2 separate regions of the Homo sapiens genome follow, and region 2 is linked to region 1. Evidence: read pairs that join two places in POLR2A ChIA-PET (ENCODE). Cell type or tissue: GM12878. All regions are shown on one strand. Links, peaks and the distances in the headings refer to the core of each region. The heading gives the core; the rest is flanking DNA.

What was found. Peaks named below come from ENCODE experiments on the same cell type or tissue, not always from the same donor. Only the 100,000 strongest peaks of a DNase experiment are listed, where the experiment ranks them.
Region 2: POLR2A ChIA-PET joins it to region 1 with 5 read pairs; 2 of 35 experiments call an interaction of 5 or more read pairs at or near these places.

Annotation. Positions count from the first base shown.
Region 1 is chr10:101,997,236-102,000,153 of GRCh38, reverse strand. The region is part of intron 15 of ARMH3 (armadillo like helical domain containing 3); the gene reads left to right. Among named protein-coding and RNA genes, the nearest start is that of ARMH3, 57 kb to the left of the region's middle. In GM12878, for the core only: no CTCF peak of the experiment used is centred there; no DNase peak of the experiment used is centred there; H3K27ac peaks cover 965 bases.
Region 2 is chr10:102,249,344-102,252,261 of GRCh38, reverse strand. The region is part of intron 1 of GBF1 (golgi brefeldin A resistant guanine nucleotide exchange factor 1); the gene reads right to left. Among named protein-coding and RNA genes, the nearest start is that of GBF1, 5.3 kb to the right of the region's middle. In GM12878, for the core only: no CTCF peak of the experiment used is centred there; no DNase peak of the experiment used is centred there.

The DNA.
Region 1 (2,918 bases), core at 101-2,600:
TAAATTTCTTTCTGTGTGTTGTTGTTGTTATTTTGGCTGAATCATTTTATTTTATTTTATTTTTTATTTTTTTGAGACAGAATCTTGCTCTGTTGCCTAGGCTAGAGTGCAATTGCAACCAAGGCTCACTGCAACCTCCGCCTCCTAGGTTCAAGCCATTCTCCTGCCTTAGCTTCTGGAGTAGCTGGGACTACAGGCATGTGGCACAACACCTGGCTAATTTTTGTATTTTTAGTAGAGACGGGGTTTCATTGTGTTGACCAGGCTGGTCTCAAACCCCTGACCTTGTGATCCGCCCACCTCAGCCTCCCAAAGTGCCGGGATTACAGGTATGGGCCACCACGCCCGGCCTGGCTGAATCATTTTAAATGAAGTTGCAGACATCATGATTCTGCTTTACACATAAATATTTTAACATGTATCACCTAAAGTTAAGGACATTTTCCTAGATATCCAGAATACCATTATTATATCTAAGAAAGTCAACAATAATTCTGTAGTATCATGTAATATTTAGTCCCTATTTCAGTATCCCCATTTGTCCCCAAAATGCTTGCTTTTTTGGGACACAAAGCTAGCATTTTAATGAACATTTTTATTAGCATTTCTTTTGGTACCTACAGATTGATCCAGTGGGCTTCTCCTATTTAAAAGGATTTTTTGGCTGGGCGCTGTGGCTCACACCTGTAATCCCAGCACTTTGGGAGGCCTAGGTGGGAGGATCACCTGAGGTCAGGACTTTGAGACCAGCCTGGCCAACATGGTGAAACCCTGTCTCTACTAAAAATACAAAAATCAGCCAAGCATGGTGGTGGGTGCCTGTAATCTCAGCTGCTTGGGAGGCTGAGGCATAAGAATCGCTTGAATGCGGGAGGCGGAGGTTGCAGTGAGCCAAAATCATGCCACTGCACTCTAGCCTGGGCAACAAGGGCAAAACTCTGTTTCAAAAAAAAAAAAGGATTTTTTTTCCTAATTACAAAAATAATTGAAATATTCTTATTAAAAATTAAAACATTCTAGCAATAGTTAACTTAGAAAGTGAAAGTTCTTTGTAATTTAAACTCTCCAGAGTTAATCACTCTTAACAATTTGGCATAGATTCTTCCTTTTTAAGGCTTCTTTATAAGAATCTTTAAATCCTTTTTAGGAACTAACTGTCCAGTAGTTTATATTTGGGTTCTTAAATTATGGTCCACAGATGAACTTCAGATTCCTAAATAACAAAAAAACCATTTCCACTTTAGAAGCAAAATTGCTGAAATACTATGGTTTTTGCCACTTTACTTTCTGTGAGGAGAGATTAATGCCTTGTAGGTGGTTTAAGTTTCCCTTAGGCATTAAGTATACTCTAGAAGTCTCTTATTTGCCAAGTGAGGTAGGTAGGTTTCTGGTTGGAGAGTTTTCAGAAGTCTAAGAATGGAGCTGAAAGGCAAGAACTGCATAGGAGGAGAAGACCAGGATTCGGAGACTTTTAGAGTGAGAAAGAAACATTGGTAGACAGAGACAGGAGAGCTAAAAGGTAAGTATGGGAAATGAAGAATTGCCAGAGCAGAAAGGAGCCTGGGTGGGCAGAGTCTAAGATATGTTACACTCAGACATATTGTATTAGCTCTTGGAGATTTCTGCCTTGCAAACTTAGACTTTTTTCTTCCTTTATGTTTTGCAAGTGTTCTCTTTCAAGAAAGAGAGAGCTATATCAGGGATGAGATAGATTTAAGTAGTCCATGTCACTAACTCCTAACATAAAACAGTCCATTGGGAGCTGCAGAGATAGCTGAACCTCTGAGACTTGGCAAGAGAGATCTGGTAAGCAAGGATAACCAGACTTGTGTATCACTTTCTTGAAGCCATTGCTTCTTTATGGAAATGGTAACCTCTTCCTTTCTCTAGAAGTATTGCAGCAACCACAGAATAGAGACACTGCATGGATGTGACCTAGAAAATGAACTTTTAGCTTTGCCGGATATAACACAGTGAACTGAGGCCCTTGGAACTCATTTTTAGCTTTAGTGATTATATAAGCTTCTTTGTCTTGGTCACTTGCCATCCATAAAATGGAAGGCAAAATTAAAGGCTGATTAATTGTAGAATGAGTGGTCTTGGCCAACAGGCAACCTAAATATGGCAAAGGGCAAGGTTAGGAATGAAGAGTTAATTTCAAAAATGACTCCTGTGTGGCTTTATTGGCCCAGCTTTCTTCCTGCCTCAGCCCCTGCTGCATGCCTTGGCTAACAGCATCTCATTATGTTTTTAGCAGCAATAGAAGCAACTTTTTCTTGGCTCTGTTTCCACCACCGCCATGAGGATATTATCTTTTTCCTTTTTCTTATATATTTATCCTTTAAACCCAAAAAGATACTTTTAATAGATATGTATAATAAGGTATAAAGTTTATAATAACTATAATAAATAGCATAACTTATAAAGTATAATAATAAAATGAACATATGTGAACCTACCACCCAACTTAAATAAAACAACATTAATGCTGTTGAAGCTACCTGTGTGTCCCTCCCCAATCACTTCTCTCCTCTCCATTCTCCAGAATTTTTTTTTTTTTTTTGAGACGGAGTCTTGCTCTGTCGCCAGGCTGGAATGCAGTGGCACGATCTCAGCTCACTGCAACCTCTGCCTCCCGGGTTCAAGCGATTCCCCTGCCTCAGCCTCCTGAGTAGCTGGAATTACAGGCTTGCGCCACCATGCCCAGCTAATTTTTTGTATTTTAGTAGAGATGGGGTTTCACCATGTTGGCCAGGATGGTCTCGATCTCCTGACCTTGTGATCCACCCGCCTCGGCCTCCCAAAGTGCTGGGATTACAGGCATGAGCCACCACGCGTGGCCCAGAATTTTGTATTTATCATTCCTTTGGTTTTGTTTGTTTGTTTGAGACAGAGTCTCACTCTGTCACCCAGGCTGG
Region 2 (2,918 bases), core at 290-2,789, 250 kb before region 1:
GGTTTAAGCGATTCTCCTGCCTCAACCTCCCAGCAGCTGGGATTACATTCATGCGCCACCATGCCGGGCCAATTTTGTATTTTTAGTAGAGATGAGGTTTCTCCGTGTTGGTCAGGCTGGTCTCAAACTCCCGGCCTCAGGTGATCTGCCCACCTCGGCCTCCCAAAGTGCTGGGATTACAGGTGTGAGCCACTGCGCCCAGCCCTTTTTTCCACTTTTTTAGCAGAGTATTTTTAGTAGAGTTGGGGTTTCACCATGTTGGCCAGGCTGGTCTCAAACTCCTGGTCTCAAACTCCTGACCTCAAGTGATCTGCCTGCCTCGGCCTCTCAAAGTGCTGGGATTATAGGCATGAACTACCATGCCCGGCCACCCACAGCACTTTGTAGTTATCTCTAAACATATCTTGGCTGGGGACAGTGGCTGATGTCTGTGATCCCAGCACTTTGGGAGGCCAAGGAGGGAGCATCAGTTGAGCCTAGAAGTTCAAGACCAGCTTAGGCAACATGGCGAGACCCTGTCTCTACAAAACATAAAGAAAAATTGGCCAGGTGTGGTGGCGCACACCTGTTGTCCCAGCTACTTGGGAGGCTAAGGCAGGAGGATCACTTGAGCCCAGGAGTTCCAGGTTGCCTTGCGGTATGATCGTGCCACTGTACTCCAGCCTGGGTGACAGAGTGAGACTCTGCCTCAAATAAATAAATGAAAATAAAAATAAACACATCTTATACTAATTTATAATTATTTATTTAGTGTATCACCACCATGGGACTATCAGGCTCTATCTCAGGGGGAAAGACCATGATTTATTTACCCTTTTATCTCCAAAGCCTGACACATAGTAAGAAAAATGATCAATAAATACTAGATGAACAAATGAAATAACATCAAGACTGACTCTTCAAGAGTGGTACAGCACACATCCACCTCATGAGAAAAATGACTTCATAGAAGACAATAACTCTGAGCCACACTGGCAAACCTTTTTTTGATAATATATATTTGCTTCTCTACCAGAAGTTACAAACCTTCCATACAGGTAAAAAGAACCCACATTTACCTACCAGCCATATCATAATGCTTCTTTTTTCACGTCTATCTTCCTGACATCTCCTTAAGTGTTATTTGCACATTCACATTTTTGTGAAATATATAATTTTTAATGTAACTGTCAATTCTTCATATATGCCTTATTTTCTTTGGCTCTAAATAGCTGTTTTTAGTACACTAGTGTTTAAGTGGTTTTTTTTTTTTTCTTAATCACTTTTATGGGGTTTGGTTTTGTGTTTGTTTGGTTGTTTGTTTTGAGACAGAGTTTCGCTCTTGTCGTCTAGGCTGGAGTGCAGTGGCGCAATCTCGGCTCACTGCAACCTCCACCTCCAGGGTTCAAGTGATTCTCCTGCCTCAGCCTCCCGAGTAGCTGGGATTACAGGCGCCCACAACCACGCCTAGCTAATTTTTATATTTTTAGTAGAGACAGCGTTTCACCATGTTGGCCAGGCTGGCCTTTAACTCCTGACCTCAGGTGATCTGCCTCCCTTGACTTCCCAAAGTGCTGGCATTACAGGCATGAGCTACCACGCCCGGCCTCTTAATCACTTTTAAACATTTCCTTGGCCAGGTGCAGTAGCTCTCATCTTTAATCCCAGCACTTTAGGAGGCCAAAGCAGGAGGAATGGTTGAGCTCAGGAGTCAGAGACCAGCCTAGGCAACATAAATTAAAAAAAAAAAAAAAAAAATTAGTGGGACATAGTGATACATGCCTGTAGTTCCAGCCACTAGGGAGCCTAAGGTAGGAGGATCAGTTGAGCCAAAAAAAATCAAGGCTGCAATGGGCTATGATGACACCACTGGACTCTGGGCAACATAGTAAAATCCTGTGTCTACAAAAAACACAAAAATCAGGCAGGCGTGGTGGCACGCACCTATAGTCCCAGCTACTCAGGAGGCTGAGATGGGAGGATCACTTCAGCCTGAGAGGCAAAGGTTGCAGTGAGCCGAGATCTCACACCACTGCATTCCAGCTTGGGTGGCAGAGAGAGACTCTGTCTCAAAAAAAAATTATTCTTATCCAACTAGCAAATAAATTCTCCAAAGGCAAAAGCGCAATTTTGTTTTTCTTTTTCATGATGCCTTTGTGTCTAATACAGAGCTGGGCAAACCAAGAAAAACTGATGGACTTTCTGAAAAGGTAGATGGTAGTAGGGAGCTAAAGGACCAGCAATAGGCCCTTCTAAGGTTTATGTTCACTCAATACCTTTAAAAGCCAGAGAAGGCTGGGCGCATTGGCTCACACCTATAATCCCAGCACTTTGGGAGGCCGAGGTGGGCGGATCACGAAGTCAAGAGTTCAAGACCAGCCTGGCCAATATGGTGAAACCACATCTCTATTAAAAATACAAAAATTAGCTGGGTGTGGTGGCGTGCACCTGTAGTCCCAGCTACTTGGGAGGCTAAGGCAGGAGAATTGCTTGAACCCAGGAGGCGGAGGTTGCAGTGAGCCAAGATCACACCACTGCACTCCAGCCTGGGCAACAGAGCAAGACTCCATCAGAGAAAAAAAAAAAAAAAGCCAGAGAAACACTAAAGATGCAGAGCTTTTAACATTTCCAGAGCTGGCCTAGGAACACATCATAGTTCTGTGCTTTATTGAGAATAACCAAAGTTACTAAACTAGGAAACAACTTACTGAGCTCAAGAAATTTACTTAAAGGGTGGAAGTAAAAGAAGGTTAAACTGGGAAAAAAGCTGGTGCCCTGACAATGCATCACTGGAAAATCCTCCCAGACCTGATAATCGGGTGACCAGGGTACCTCAGCTCTAGCATGCCATCTCCTCCCCCTGTGGAGATTCTGAGAGTATCTCAAAAACCGTTTACAAGGTAAGCTACTAATATGTCCAAAGCTGTCCCTTCTGCCAG